4 separate regions of the Homo sapiens genome follow, and all the other regions are linked to region 1. Evidence: chromatin contacts called from ENCODE Hi-C or POLR2A ChIA-PET data. All regions are on one chromosome and are shown on one strand. Each heading gives the region's core, a stretch centred on a gene start or an enhancer-like site at or near the end of the contact. The rest is flanking DNA. Distances are from core to core; before and after follow the strand shown.

What was found. A loop is a pair of places that touch in the nucleus more often than their neighbours do. ChIA-PET counts read pairs that join two places held with the same protein, here RNA polymerase II (POLR2A). Pooled maps may share reads with other maps.
Region 2: a map of B cell shows a loop between it and region 1 (17-fold over the local background). The contact joins the promoter of PPP1R3E here to the promoter of SUPT16H in region 1. A Hi-C loop is called at or near these places in 1 of 168 maps with a recorded cell type or tissue (B cell), 3 of 37 single-sample maps with no recorded cell type and 12 of 50 pooled maps.
Region 3: a pooled map shows a loop between it and region 1 (11-fold over the local background). The contact joins the enhancer-like site here to the promoter of SUPT16H in region 1. A Hi-C loop is called at or near these places in 5 of 50 pooled maps. POLR2A ChIA-PET finds 5 or more read pairs at or near these places in 2 of 52 experiments (OCI-LY7 and activated T-cell).
Region 4: a loop to region 1 is called in a pooled map, with 8 times the contacts of the local background. The contact joins the promoter of OXA1L-DT here to the promoter of SUPT16H in region 1. A Hi-C loop is called at or near these places in 8 of 50 pooled maps.

The regions. Positions count from the first base shown.
Region 1 is chr14:21,382,454-21,386,112 of GRCh38, reverse strand. SUPT16H (SPT16 homolog, facilitates chromatin remodeling subunit) reads left to right here and starts at 2,094. Exons shown (of 26, transcript NM_007192.4): 1 at 2,094-2,251. The coding sequence starts at 2,186. It overlaps CHD8 (chromodomain helicase DNA binding protein 8), which reads left to right. Exons shown (of 38, transcript NM_001170629.2): 38 at 1-914. The coding sequence ends at 500. It overlaps LOC107984643 (a long non-coding RNA gene), which reads right to left and starts at 1,840. Exons shown (of 2, transcript XR_001750627.2): 1 at 1,400-1,840.
Region 2 is chr14:23,300,996-23,304,654 of GRCh38, reverse strand. PPP1R3E (protein phosphatase 1 regulatory subunit 3E) reads left to right here and starts at 1,796. Exons shown (of 5, transcript NM_001276318.2): 1 at 1,796-2,495; 2 at 2,797-3,357. The coding sequence starts at 2,079. The coding sequence ends at 3,219. RefSeq lists silencers at 2,010-2,519, 2,600-2,659, 2,670-3,099 and an enhancer at 3,160-3,349.
Region 3 is chr14:23,005,276-23,008,934 of GRCh38, reverse strand. The region is part of intron 1 of C14orf93 (chromosome 14 open reading frame 93); the gene reads left to right. It overlaps LOC124903286 (a long non-coding RNA gene), which reads right to left. Exons shown (of 2, transcript XR_007064075.1): 2 at 1-2,367. Among named protein-coding and RNA genes, the nearest start is that of C14orf93, 3.0 kb to the left of the region's middle. RefSeq lists enhancers at 431-991, 1,925-2,294 and a silencer at 1,715-1,764. Within about 2 kb of position 2,159, at least 6 of the 41 ENCODE cell types and tissues checked have a DNase peak (open chromatin) inside an H3K27ac peak, as active enhancers do.
Region 4 is chr14:22,764,829-22,768,487 of GRCh38, reverse strand. OXA1L-DT (OXA1L divergent transcript) reads left to right here and starts at 1,926. Exons shown (of 3, transcript XR_001750638.3): 1 at 1,926-2,064. It overlaps OXA1L (OXA1L mitochondrial inner membrane insertase), which reads right to left and starts at 1,800. Exons shown (of 10, transcript NM_005015.5): 1 at 1,724-1,800; 2 at 1,079-1,240; 3 at 317-530. The coding sequence starts at 1,786. RefSeq lists enhancers at 1,692-1,921, 1,515-2,078, 2,079-2,641, 2,642-3,205.

The DNA.
Region 1 (3,659 bases), core at 845-3,344:
AGAAGCGGGCCCGTAGGATGCGACCAGACCTTTCTAAGATGATGGCCCTCATGCAGGGTGGAAGCACTGGGTCTCTATCTCTGCATAACACGTTCCAACACAGCAGTAGTGGCCTACAGTCTGTGTCATCTTTGGGTCACAGCAGTGCCACTTCTGCATCTTTGCCTTTTATGCCATTTGTGATGGGTGGTGCACCATCATCCCCTCATGTAGACTCCAGCACCATGCTTCATCACCACCACCACCACCCCCACCCCCACCATCACCACCATCACCATCCAGGCTTGAGAGCCCCTGGCTACCCCTCTTCACCAGTGACTACCGCCTCTGGTACTACCTTGCGGTTGCCACCACTGCAACCTGAGGAGGATGACGATGAGGATGAAGAAGATGATGATGACTTATCTCAGGGCTATGATAGCTCAGAAAGGGACTTCTCACTCATTGATGATCCTATGATGCCAGCTAACTCAGACTCCAGTGAAGATGCTGATGACTGAAGCCCCAGCATGGGCCCCATTGCTTGGGCGGCTGCTGTATTTTCATTTACTCTGGCCCTTGGACTATGGAAACGTGGGAGGGGCAGGGGAGATGTGGGGAAGTCCAGGACTCCAGGAGGTGAAAAGGAAAAAAAAAAAAAAATGTACCTGATTGCTCCCAATTATGAGAGGATTGGGTGGGCAGGGGAACTCCTAAAATAATACATGACCACTTCCTCATTTCTGGGGAAGGAAAGGAGACTAGAGCAGCTGGTGTGCTCACCCCTCCCTAGTCACCTCCATTAACCACAGACTATGTAGCGCTGGCCCTAGCCTCTGGCAGAGCCTGTTCCTGGCCGAACTGTGGATACAGCTGGAGGGTCAGGAACTGTTACCTTCTTTCCCCTTGGCATTAATAAATTTAAGTTAATCCTTTTCCACTCTTCCTTTGTTCTATGTTTGCTCAAACCCAGTGTATTGATTTTGAGTTGTTAATGGTGGGTAATTTCAGCACCACTTTCCTTAAGTTCAATACTGTTTATACTAAATTGCCTTACAGCAGACAAGTCATCTGTACTCCTCTAAAGGGTATATACAAATGTAGACTGTCCAGCTGGCTAAAGGCAAGGGAATTATTTAAGGTAAATGGTAGGTAGGCAAACTTCTGGATTCAAACTCCAAGTTTTTAGAAGAGACAGGGAGCAAGAATGTCATCAGGAACCATTTATGTTTTGTTTCTAATTAACTGAAGTAACGGTTATTTGGGGGAAGCCATAGAATAGTGCCAGTTTTCATGAACTGCAGCAAGGGGACTGGCCGACTGGAAGGATGCTGCCGCGACTTGGGCTCAGGGGGTGGGGTTGTGGGAAGGAACTAAAAGTTTGTAGAGCCCCTCAAGTCATCTGTTTCCTCTGACTTACACCATCCCACTGCTCAGTTAAAGCTTGCGCATATTATTTTCCTTTCGAAAACTAGGTTCCTCCCCCAGCTTGGGTCGTAGTTTATCACGAGGCTGGGCTCCATTTCCCTGGTATGAGTCCTCTGTCCCGGCGGAGCGCTTGACCCAGCATCCTGGCACCGAGGATCCCTCGAGTCCTGGAGCAGTCAAGGGCTTTTGCATTCCCATCATTTCTAGGAGGGGCGCATGCCCAGTTACACTGTAGTAGTCCCACTTTTATCCCACGCTAGATCCCGCTCTTTCCGCTCCCCCTTCCTTTGCAGATGGGGTGGAGCTATAACACCCGCGCGCGGCAGCTCTTGTGGGCGGGGCAGGCGCCGCCTCCTTCGCTTCGTCTAGGGACTGCCGCCTCGGCAAAAAGTCTGAGGTCCTGGAAACCGCCGCTGGGCTGAGAGTTAATAAGGGCGGAGGCAGACCGTCACGTGACGACGTCGATTCGCGTGCGGCAGTGGCGAAGTTGACAAACCCCGCGAAAATCGACTCTTTGCATCGCACATTTTGTTGATTTTCCCTCGTTTTTCTTTCTCTCTTTCCCCCGTCCATCCGAAAGAGGGTTGGAAAAAAACAAAACAAACAAACAAACAAAAAAAAAACCTAACGCTGTTGGGACCCGGAAGCGGAAAGGGCATCTTTGAGGTCGATACTTCCGGGTCATTGGGAGAGTGCGGGATTCCTGGGCCGAGAGCGGGTGGCTGAGCCGGGACCTCGCGTGATTCTCGGAACCCGAGGAGAAGCGGCGTCCGGGGCTATGGCTGTGACTCTGGACAAAGACGCTTATTATCGGCGAGTGAAGAGACTGTACAGCAATTGGCGGGTGAGGAAGATCCTGTAATTTTTCCTAGGGAGCCCCCTTAGCCATCCCATAATAACCCTGTTTCTCGGCGCCCTTTTTTCTCTTTCGGTCAGGAATTCCCGGGTTCTGTGCCTCACCCTTTTCGTTGCTCCCGAATCATTCACCGGAGGCGGCCACGAACGCTGCCCCTTAACAGGGAATCCCCCGCATTCACCCTGTCCTGCGGCCATCACCATCTTCCCCGCGTGCCAGCCTTGGTCATGCATAGCAGCACCTCTCGCAGTCTCTTCCCGCCCTAGAAGAGGCAACATCCTTCCCTCCTACTCCGTGGTCACGTCTTGCTGCCCTCCCCTGCCGTGTTCTCACGCACTCGCTCTGTCCCTCCAGAACCACAATATTCCACCCCTGGTCCCGCCAGGATTATAACCGTCTTCGTAAAGGAGAGATGGAAGGGCAAGGAGGATGTCAATCGGGCTTTTAGCGTTTATCGTTTGCGGGGCTTTTGCTGGAGTTAAAAAAAGAAATACTGCTCACGCGCAACCGCCTCATGTTCTAGGCCCTGCTGTGGGTTACAGAGAGGGACCTAACGCTGAAAGCCTGCAGGCATTAGTAATAACAAAACAAAACAAAACGATGCCTAAAACCTTATTAGTTCCTTGGTAGCGTATCCGGGGCACGTGTTCATTAAAAGAGCTGTGGCAGTTCCCAGTTTTTTAAAGATTCGGCAGTTTTGCTGCTCTAAAAACGTCCACAGTTAAAACTTATTTTTATGATGTTAACTTACTAATTGAGCAAACATTTGGTTGCATTCTGTGATGCAGTCTGAGTTGGCTAGCTTAAGTCTTGCCCCTGAACCCTGTCATCAAGGGAAGATACAGCTAATAAAGATTTTTTTTTAACCTGAAAAACGTTTTGAGAAAAATGATCAGCTCTCATTTCAGCATTGTAAATTATCTTTCAAACTGGTCATCTACTAAAACCAAGCCATTAAAATTGGTCGTTTCCTTGCCATTCATATTAAAGCTGTCTGTGCATGTTTCATCTTTTGGGGCTAAATACATTAGATAATTGAAAATAAAATTGATTCTCTTGCATTTTATGAAAAGGAAAAATAAGAACTAAATGCTAGATGAATACTGAACATTTTATTTTTTTTAATTTTTTGATTAATTTCTACCAAATGATTTTTTGCAGCTTCTCTCAGTGTCATATTATTCAAACATAATCGATGTTAGAAAAACATTTTAAAACCTTGATACTTTCTAATGATCAGTAAGTACTAAAAATCCGAAGCCCTCTCTTGTACCCATAAACCCTGAAACTGTGAACCTTTGGTATGAAAATTGTTTCTAGTCCCAGTGATTCAGATTCATCAAATAATTTCATTCTCTCTATACCATTCATGAAAACTAATCTATAGCTCTCACTT
Region 2 (3,659 bases), core at 547-3,046, 1.9 Mb before region 1:
AAGAGAATACATCCATGCATTCTATATACGTGTAAAATTTAAAAAGTCAATATTGCTTTAAAAATGAGTCCTAGCTAACTAGTATTGCTACAGTCAATACTAGTGCGAATGCATGTAAACAGGAATGAATTGTATAATAATAAGATAACATGTGTCTCATGGTTTATTTTCAACTTAGTCACTTGTGGTTTTACAGTTAAACTATCCTGCTGCTTTAAATTTAGAGACTTCATTTCTACTCTAATATTCCCTCTTTTAACACTCTGAGGATGTTAACTATTATTGTTAAATGTTTTAATCTTATATAACCAAGCGGGTAAGAGCGTGGACTCTAGAGCTAAACTGTTTAGGTCCTAATCCCACCTCCCCAATTATTAACTATGTGACCCTGGGTAAGAGTCCTCTCCCCTCTCTCCCTCAATTCTCTCATCTTTAAACTAGACATAATAGTCTCTATTCCTCTGATGGTTGTATTACATGGGTTAGTATTTGTAAAACCCTTACAACAGTACCTAGCACATTGTAAGTGCTATATTAGATCAGTAGGAAAGTTAGAAAAAAACTAAAAACAACTTCACTTTTTTTTTTCACTAATGTTAAAAAAAAAAAATGAAAGGGGAAAAAGCCAGCTCTGCCCTTCTTGGAAGCTCCCACTGGACCTATAATTCCACAGTCCCAACTCCAAGAGAGTTGTTGGGTGCTTGTTCATTCAATAATTTGAGTGCCTACCATATACTAAAACTCACCATGAATCAGACAAAGCCCCTGCCCTCAAAGGGCTTACACTTGGATTAGAAATCAGAACTCCACCACTTTTTTACAGATAAGAACACTGAGTTCAGAGTATGGCTCTGAGTTCAGGGGTGGCTCACACCTGTAATCCCAGCACTTTGGGAGGCCGAGGCGGGCAGATCACCTGAGATCAGGAGTTCAAGACCAGCCTGGCCAAGATGGTGAAACCCCGTGTCTACTAAAAATACAAAAATTAGCCGGGCGTGGTGGTGGACGCCTGTAATCCCAGCTACTCAGGAGGCTGAGGCAGGAAAACCGCTTGAACCGGGGAGGCAGAAGTTGCAGTGAGCCGAGATCACGCCACTGCACTCCAGCCTGGGCGACAGAGCGAGACTCCATCTCACACTCACACACACACACACACACACACACACACGAGAACACTGACTCCAGAGAAGTTATGCCTTGCTTGCTCAAGGTCACTAGAAGCTAGGTCTTCCTGCAGTTCTCAGTTCGGGTGCCATATTCTCACCTTCTATTTGAAAGACTCTACCTAGCTTTCATGACCTTTCCTTCTTTGCACGCACCACCACCCCCTGCCCAAACCAGGAGCCTAGGTTTCAGAAAAGAAAACAGTGAACCCCAAAGATAAAGTCACATGCTGGGCGTTTTGAACCTTCCCCTGCAAGAAAATGAAAGGTTATTTTTTCTTCCCGGCGTTAACCTTTCCTGTGCTGTGCCGGAAAAGTTGAGGACTTTTTACATTTTATTATTATTATTATTGTAGAGATCAGGGGTCTCACTATGACGCCCAGGCTGGTCTTGAACTCCAGGCTTCAAGCGATCCTCCCACCTCGGCCTCCCAAAGTGCTGGGATTTGAGGCGTGAGCCATCGCGTCCCGTCCGTGGATGTTTTTTTTAAAAGGTTGAGTAGCTTCACTCGGGACCGCAAAGGTGGAGTCCCCGCCCCCTGGTGCAGCAGCGAAGACAAGCGGAGCCACCTGTCAGAGGGCTGTGGGCGGGGGCGCCCGGGCCGTGAGGGCCTTGGAACCGGAGGGTGAGTGCAGTTGAGCGCACGCTCAGAGCAGACCGCTAGCAGGAGGCAGGATGTGATAGTCTAAGACCCTGGAAGCTGACGGCCAGAGGGAGGGAAGGGTGGTCACAGAGGAGAGGCAAAGCAACGGGAGGTGGAGGATCCTGGAGGTGTCTGCAAGGAGAATACACAGCAGCGAGGGGCTGCAGAAGCGGACCCAGCGACTTCTGCGCTGACGCGGGGCGGGCGGGAGAGAGGAAGAGAGGGGAGCGCGGTGGCGCTGCGAGCTGGCCCCGCCGGGGAAGGGGCTGCCATGTCCCGTGAGCGGCCCCCGGGCACCGACATTCCCCGCAACCTGAGCTTCATCGCCGCGCTAACGGAGCGCGCCTACTACCGTAGCCAGCGGCCCAGCCTCGAGGAGGAGCCGGAGGAGGAGCCAGGCGAGGGCGGGACGCGGTTCGGGGCCCGATCCCGCGCTCACGCACCGAGTCGGGGCCGCCGGGCCCGATCTGCACCAGCCGGAGGCGGCGGGGCCCGGGCGCCCCGCAGCCGTAGCCCAGACACCCGCAAGAGAGTGCGTTTCGCCGACGCACTGGGGTTGGAGCTGGCTGTCGTGCGCCGCTTCCGTCCCGGTGAGCTGCCCCGGGTGCCCCGCCACGTGCAGATCCAATTGCAGAGGGACGCCCTCCGCCACTTCGCGCCCTGCCAGCCCCGCGCCCGCGGCCTCCAGGTAGGCGGCGGGGGCACCTCCCCTCCTGGGGACCTCCTCCAGTCGGCCGCAGCGGGCTTGTGGGAGTGGATTTGCCAAAGAGCACCCATCTCCATCCCATCCCTGGGCTTGCGCCTGCCCATCCCTTTTGGGGACCCCATCTGCGAGTGGCTCTAGGCCACCCTGGCAGCTGGGCCGCACTCTGCCGGCCTGGACGCCGGGGTCGGCCTCTGATTGGTCCAGTGCCTTGCTCTGACACCGCCCCCTGTCTCTCCCCTCTCTCCGCCCTGGGCTCCCTCCTCCCGCTTCTTCTTTCCCCCAGGAGGCGCGCGCCGCCCTGGAGCCGGCCAGCGAGCCCGGCTTCGCCGCCCGCTTGCTGACGCAGCGCATCTGCCTGGAACGCGCCGAGGCGGGCCCGCTGGGCGTGGCCGGGAGCGCGCGCGTGGTGGACCTGGCCTACGAGAAGCGCGTGAGCGTGCGCTGGAGCGCCGACGGCTGGCGGAGCCAACGCGAGGCGCCAGCCGCCTACGCCGGTCCGGCCCCGCCCCCGCCGCGCGCCGACCGCTTCGCCTTCCGCCTGCCCGCGCCGCCGATTGGGGGCGCCCTGCTCTTCGCCTTGCGCTACCGTGTGACAGGTCACGAGTTCTGGGACAACAACGGCGGCCGTGACTATGCTCTACGTGGGCCCGAGCACCCGGGCAGTGGCGGAGCTCCGGAGCCGCAGGGCTGGATCCACTTTATCTGAGACGAGGCGCCTGCGGCCGACGGCGGAAAACACCAAAGGCACCCGGGGGCGGGGCGACCCGATGTGGCGGGGAGGAGTAGGAGAGACCAGGATTGGCGGGAGCGGTCCAAGGGAGTCAAGCCGGGGAGGGCGAAAAGGGTGGGGAAATCAGGGGCGTGGGGGCGTGGGGGCGTGGGGGCGGGGGGAGTGAGCGGAACCAAAGAAGCTCCGGGAGATCCGGGTGTTAAAAGCTGGTTGGATGTGAGTGGAAGGAACTCAGAATATAGGAGGAAGGAGACCCGAAACGGCACCGGAGGGATTATAAAAAAAGGAAAAGAATGGGGATGATGGTGGCCTTCCCTTCAGTGAGTGGGCTCTGGGAGAAAGGGAGGAGGTCCATCAGGCCTAGGCGGTTGAAGAAGGTTAAGAACCTTTTGGAGATGGAGGAGGTATGATGTGAA
Region 3 (3,659 bases), core at 910-3,409, 1.6 Mb before region 1:
GCTGGCAAAGTATCAGGAAAAAAATCCAGTCAAGTGTAATTCTCAAAAACTGTTCATGGTGATGGTGATGGGGAGCCAAGAGGATGCAAAGGCAAATAATAGAAGGGATAAGAAATGCCTTTTGGTTATCATGTTGCATTTTTAGAATGGAAAGCTTCTCATTTCTAAGAGTCACAGAAAAAAGTATATGAATTAGAGAAAAACAGGCTCGCAGAGCAGAACCTCCTGTTATAGGAGCCCTATTTTCACTTCATTCTGTTACAGAATCACTATCTCCTCATTAGAAGTTGTATGGAAAATATCTGTATCCAAATTTGTATTCGCAGATTGGAGTGAAAGCATAGGAGGTATATGAGGTGCTGAGGGAGAAACTGGAATGTCACAAATGCAGTGACAACCAGGAGACAAAAAAAAAAATCTACTGTAGAATTTAAATTTCATTACAACAAAACTTCTGTATAATAATGCATTTCTATTACACAGCTAGCATCCTACTCTATTTCAAGCAGTATTTGACTCCTAAATACTGACTGCAATAAAGTTACTTGTACAAATTTATAACAAAAGTGGCCCTGTTTGGGCTTTCTGGGTTTCTTACTTGTGCTGAGTGTATTTTTATTCTCTAACAATTCAAGTCAGACCAGTGCTTAATAAATACTGGCTCGACTGTGGATTATTCCACAATTTCAGACCTGCATTTCTTTGAAATCTAGTCACATTTTAGTGATCTTTGTGATCACAACAGTGATGGGAGTTTTTTTTTTTTTTTTTTTTTTTTTTGAAACGGAGTTTCGCTCTTGTTGCCCAGGCTGCAGTGGCAATGGTGCGATCTTGGCTCACTGCAACCTTCGCCTCCTGGGTTCAAGCGATTCTCCTGTCTCGGCCTCCCGAGTAGCTGGGATTACAGGCATGTGCCACCATGCCGGGCTGATTTTTGTATTTTTAGTAGAGACGGGGTTTCACCATGTTGGTCAGGCTGGTCTCCAACTCCTGACTTTAGGTGATCCGCCCGCCTCTGCCTCTCAAAGTGCTGGGATTACAGGCGTGAGCCACCGCGCCCGGCCAGTTACGGGAATTTTTAATGGAGTTTTACCCTTTTTAGCTCTTTTCCACATCACTACAGGTCATCACATATACTTTTTACCTTACTTTTTAGCGTCTCAAAAAATAGGGAGAGCTCTCCCTGAACAGTGCAGAGCCCGTATCCCTGATTTCCTAGGCTATTTGATTTCTACATCCAGGAACGTAGGGTCATATCCACTGTTCTTGCTTTTTCTTCCTAAGAAAGGAGAGAATTCCTCGCACATATATATCGTTGGCTTGGCCTTCCAAAGCAAAGCAAAACTAAACTCTGTTGATTTTGCCTGGGAATCCTCGGGGCCCCTAGTATTGGAAACTTCTTTGAACTGTGAGGAGCTGCTAATTTGCAGGTGACATGTGAAAGAAATGTAACCGAGGCCAGCAGTAACTAAAAGTCGGCCACCACCCAACGTGTGACGCCGATTTGTGGCCACTGTGCTTATAATCGTGTACACACAGGTTTGTGAGCAGCAGAGAACAAAAGCAAGTAAACAAAAACAAGCTAAAGATGGCGTCTGACGGCCTTGAAAAAGCCTCACAGTCTTGTCCCTCCCTGAGGAGGCCCCTCCCCTACCTGACTTTTTGAGTGACTGTTGTTTGCAGCCAATAGTGTCCGTGACCCTGCTCCCCAGCCATCGTCTAACCGCCAATCACCGGGAGCCAGAAGGCAAACGGGGCGGTGTCTCCCCGCGTGCGCGCGGTAGCCGGGTACACGGGCAGGCGCCGCGGATAGTTCTGTCTCCCGCGCGCCCGCCTCCGCCTCTGCCTAGCTGAGTCAGCCCGTGCGGTAGCGCCAGGCACACGCGGTAGAACATCTGTAGGGCTGCAAAGCTGCACCTCCGCGTCAGTTCTCACGGCGAGCGCCGCCTTCAGCCCAAGTTCTCAAAGCTCTCGGGGCTACGTAGTCTACCCTCCCCGGTGACCCGGCGAGATCCCTAGCCGCTCCTCCGGCCGCTCTGCTCTCCGCATCCCTCGCGGGAATGACCCCCTTTACCCGGGACTCCCAGAGCGCACTGTATGGTAGGGCACAGTGGCGAGTCACCCTGTCCCCTGAGGCCTCTTGAGCAGTCGCCGATCTCTGCTTCCCGCGTCGCTGCGATCGCCTTTCCCGTAGCTGAATCACACTGACCCATCGGAAACGGTTCTGCCCTCCCTGGGGTCCACCTTGTCATCCTTGACTAATATTTAATCAACTAACATTTACCAAGTTCTCGCTGGCACGAGTTCTAGGAGCTACTTTTTCATTTTTCAGTTTCTCCATAAATGCAGTGGGTCCTTTAGGCAAACCTGAAATCGGAAATATTAATCTTACCAATGTAATCTTAGCAAATGTAAATAAAAAGGACTGTGCTATACTGGGCTAAAAATTCTCATCCTGCTATAGAAATATACGTGGAATTTTCAGATTACGTGGAATCCTTTAAAGACCGCATTCGGCCTTCTGGGTCTACAGCTCTCTTTTTTACCCCTAAAAATAAGGTCTTGGATTTTTTGCAGACCATTAGTCGAGTCACTCTTTTAAAATGTGGGAAAATAGTATTTTGTGGTATTTACTTAGCTGCTCTTGTGTGATAAGGAGCTCATTTCTGATAAAAATAGGTTTTGAGAGAACCTTTTGACAGGTGAGCCATTTTGCACCTTGAAGTGGAGGAGTAGGACTGACCAACACAGCAGGAGCTTTAAGTGGCCGTTTTCCTTATTTATTTCTTAAAATGAAGATTATGATATGAATTGCCATGCTTTCAGTAATCACATTTAAGGAAGTCTATTGCTAGCATGACCCTGAATGAGTCAAGCACCCATTATAAAAACATATATCATCTGAGTGATACCATATCATACACATCTATTAAATAGTGAGAAAACTTTTATTTTTCATAGTTTGGAGGTGAACTCAGTCATGCAGAAAATTCAAACTCAGAATGGGGAGAAAGCAAGCAAGGGAACTGCCAAGAGTATGATATATTTAGTCCTAACAAAAATGTGACTTGGGAGGAAAGGGATAGTTAAAATTATGGACAGTCTTACCCTGAACTGTCTGTCTAAAGGAGATGAATTGTCTTTCTTTTTTATCTAAATATTTATGAAAAATACCAAAAGTACTGGAAAGTACATTTTTAAGGCTCGTTTCACATTTATTTAAATTAGACCAATACTGAAATGAACCCCAAATGCTTATATTTTTTGCAAACCTAAGTGTGACATCTACTGTCATGTTGTGTTGGCAACGCATCCCAAGATTGAAGATCTTTTTCTCTTTTTTAGACCTAGTCAGTTGTTTTCAGGACTTTCTACTTAAACATGTTGCCATCATTTGAAATTTAAAATGTTAAATAAATACACTTCTTCTCTAATATACTGGTGTCTCCTCTTTTTATTTATTTATTTTTTAGAGACTGGGTCTTGCTATGCTGCCGAGGTTGGTCTCAAACTCCTGGGCTCAAGCGATCCTCCTCCTCCCAAAGTGCTGGGATTACAGGCATGAGCCACCATGCCCAGCCATGGTATTTCCTCTCAACTGCCTCATTTCTGTCATTCTGGTGGTGGTGGTGGTACCATCCTGTTACTCTTAGGCTTAT
Region 4 (3,659 bases), core at 677-3,176, 1.4 Mb before region 1:
GGGTTTAAGTGCCTGACCTGAACCTCTGTTCTAAACCAGGATAGCTTCATGACTGTTAATAAGGTCCCCTGACTCTAACCCCATGTTTGTATTCAAATATCTACACTTCTTGAATCCCAGATGATCTGGTGGTTTTATAATGCTCTTTAAGAAATATAGGCAGAGTGCATCTAGGTATCATGAACCTCTATTGCTCATTTGAAATCATCTGCTCTTCTGACCCCAGAGCTTCTGCAACTACTTCCTGAATCCATTCAAAGAATTGCCATCTATGAGGTTAAATCCCTAACCCATGTCCAGGGTATATTCCCCTTACATGCAGCAATGGCCCCCCACCAAGGTAGGCCCAGATCAACATGCATAAATTCCAGTAAATTCTGGATCAGTCCCACTGGGGTGTATGACCCCAGCCCCAGTTCAGCGAAGCTCTGCTCTGCAGCAGTTTGGACTACATCTGCAGTCTCTCCAGAAGCCACCTCAGGTACTGCTGTGGGTGAGGGAGTTGCAGCAACAACAGGAGGGGCCTGAACCTGTGTGAAAGAAAGCCTTGTATTATATTTATTCAGTAGCGAACACAAAGCAAGTGAGATCTTTTTATAATAACCAGTACTGGGTTCTGTTCTCTCTACTTCTTGTTCTTCCAGGTTAGCCTAGTGTCTGCAGATTTCAAGCTTAAAAAGGACATCTCATTTTTATCAATAGTTAGGAAGAGAAGTTACTTTGAGTAAGAATCCATGACTTCCCTTCATGCTGGGAAGTTATTTCTTTTATCACTGTTTTCCAAACTTCAGCCATTTGAATATCACTATCATGATTTTTGCCATATATTAACATGAAACAATTGCTTTTCTTTAAAACAGCTCAGAAAACCAAATATAACATCTCTCCTGTTGTACTTTCAATCATTTCCCCACTGAATTGAAAATCCATCCTAAGCAGAGATGCTATCATTTTGGAGAGCTGTGTGGAGCGTGGACAAGAACTCTGCTCCATATTCCCCCTGCTCCCAAACAAAACAAAATATGAAACCAACCAGGAAACACCACTCCTAATATTGCAGGAACGAAAGGCCTCTTACCTGGACTTCTGCAAAAGAGATAGCAGAGGTACTGAGGCTGCGGGGGCCGGAAGCCGCAAGGAAGAGGTAGTGTGGGCGACAGCAGCACGGGGCTGCTGGGAATAGGAGCCGTGTGGTCAGCGGTTTCCCAAGCCATTGCGAGGGCCCTGCGACGCTGTGGACCTGAGCGTGTAAAAGGATGATGGAGCCCCTTTACCGGGAGCAGAAGTCCTCGCGTGGGTGCAAACGGGATTCATTATGCTAACTCCCCAAGAAGCAGGCAGCTCGGCCACTACAGGGGAGGACATTGCTATCACCGCGCGCAGACCGCTAGCCCGAAGGCATGCAGCGGGTGGTGCCTGCAGAGCGAAGCTCGAACCTGGGTTCCCCGCATCTCAGTTATCGCAGACCCACATCGGAGGGCCCTGAGAACGAGGCCGAGGTGCTCTCGCCAGGAGCCAAGCCAATTCCAGAAGCTGACACCGGGCTGCTGGGCCCATAGTGTCGGGGACTAACCCTAGCGCGTCCTCACATGACCCGAGGTCATGACATTCAGGTCCCGGTGAGCAGGTCAGCGTCTGCTGATACCCCTAGCACGAGCTGTCCTGGGGCCTGGTTCACTGGGTCAGGGCAGCATCCCGGTGCTCTGCCCCGGGGCATCCTTACCCGACGCCCGGACTGTAGCAAGCGCAGAAGCTCCCGGCGTCCGCACATTAGTCCCATCGCCATTTTGCCCGGAAGAGGACTTGCTTTTGCGCCTGCGCAGTAAGAACCACAACCCCTCGAGAGGAAGCACTTTTGGAGGCGGGCATGAAGCCAGAATTGTAGCCGCAGATCAGGCGGTAAAAGAGAACGGAGCTTGGCGGCCATATTTGAAGTGGGTAAAAATCTGTAAAGCCACGTTACCATTAGCACGCAGAGAGCCTTTTCTGGAGATTGAAAGGAAGTTGAAGAGCTGGGTTAGCTATCATCGTAAGCTATCATCGTTAGTGATGGCGTAAACCTGGGTAATTTTCCTCTAATGTCGCGATTGTCCTCTGATTTGTAAGTTTAAAAATAGCCTCAGAAAAGGCTTGGCTGTACTTGCAGAGGATTTTTCCCACTCAATGATGTTCGATTCTTTTGATTCTTATTGCTAGGTAATATTGTAATCGCAGGTCCAGTGAAATTTGAGGGTAGTCTAGAGTCTGACAGAAATTAAAAGAAGGCAGCTTCTGGGAAATATTTTCCTCCCAGATAAAAAGACGAAGCTTCCAGAGGAGACTTCACCTTTCCATTTTTTTCTTCTGTAAGTGGGGTGGTGTGAGGACTGACCATGAGGGGACAAGTTTCCAGATGAAAAGCTCACGTGCAGGCCGGGCGCGGTGGCTCAGGTCTGTAATCCCAGTACTTTGGGAGGCCGAGGTGGGTGGATCACGAGATCAGGAGGTCGAGACCATCCTGGCCAACATGGTGAAACCCCATTTCTACTAAAAATACAAAAATTAGCCGGGCGTGGTGGTGGGCGCCTGTAATCCCAGCTACTCGGGAGGCTGAGGCAGGAGAATCACTTGAACCCGGGATGCAGAGGTTGCAGTGAGCCGGGATTGTGCCACTGCACTCCAGCCTGGGCAACAAGAGCGAGACTCCGTCTCAAAAAAAAAAAAAAAAAGGAAAGAAAAACTCACGTGCTGAAGATGGTTGAGGGCAAAGATAGAAAACACCCAAATACTTGATGATATCATTGAGCTGCTGTACCATGCTTGGAACTGCCTATCTCCAGACTTTGTTGTGTAAGTTAATTAAAGGTCTTGGCCGGGTGCAGTGGCTCATACCTGTAATCTCATCACTTTGGGAGGCTGAGGTGGTCTCGATAACTAGGTCAAGAGATCGAGACCAGCCTGGCCAACATGGTGAAATCCTGTCTCTACTAAAAATACAAAAAACAAAAAAACAAAATAACTAGGCGGGCGTGGTGGTGCATACCTGTAGTCCCAGCTACTAGGGAGGCTGAGGCAGGAGAATCGCTTGAATCCGGGAGGTGGAGGTTGCAGTGAGCCGAGGTGGAGCCACCTCACTCTAGCCTGGGCGACAGACTCCATCTCAAAAAAAAAAAAAAAAAGATGATTAAAGGTCTTTACTGTTTAGACTCTAAGTCTGTTGCTTGGGTGTTCTGTTTCTTGAAGTTAAAAGCATTCATCTTCAGGGAAAAAAGTTACTGGTCAGAAAGGTGGAGTTTGATTATGTTTGAACCCTTACAAAGTCTCTCAATATGCAGATTACTTTCTAAACAACAAATTATAGTTTCAGAAAGATACAATAACCTGAAATTATTTCAGTGACTGCTCATTTGGAACGATTATGAATGTACCTGACAGATATGGCGAAAATAGGAGGCAAAGAACTATAATACTGATTTAGTAATAATTAGTGGTATGAGCTAACACTTGCATATGTTGGATGCTATTATAAACATCAATAGATTTTTGATATGGAAACACTGATTTTTTTTTAGAGATTACTTTTAAAACTCAATACAATTAGAAGTAATTACAAATATACAGCTACAGAACACTTGGCAGGGTGACTATCTTACAGTACACTGCTACTTTGGTGGCCCCAA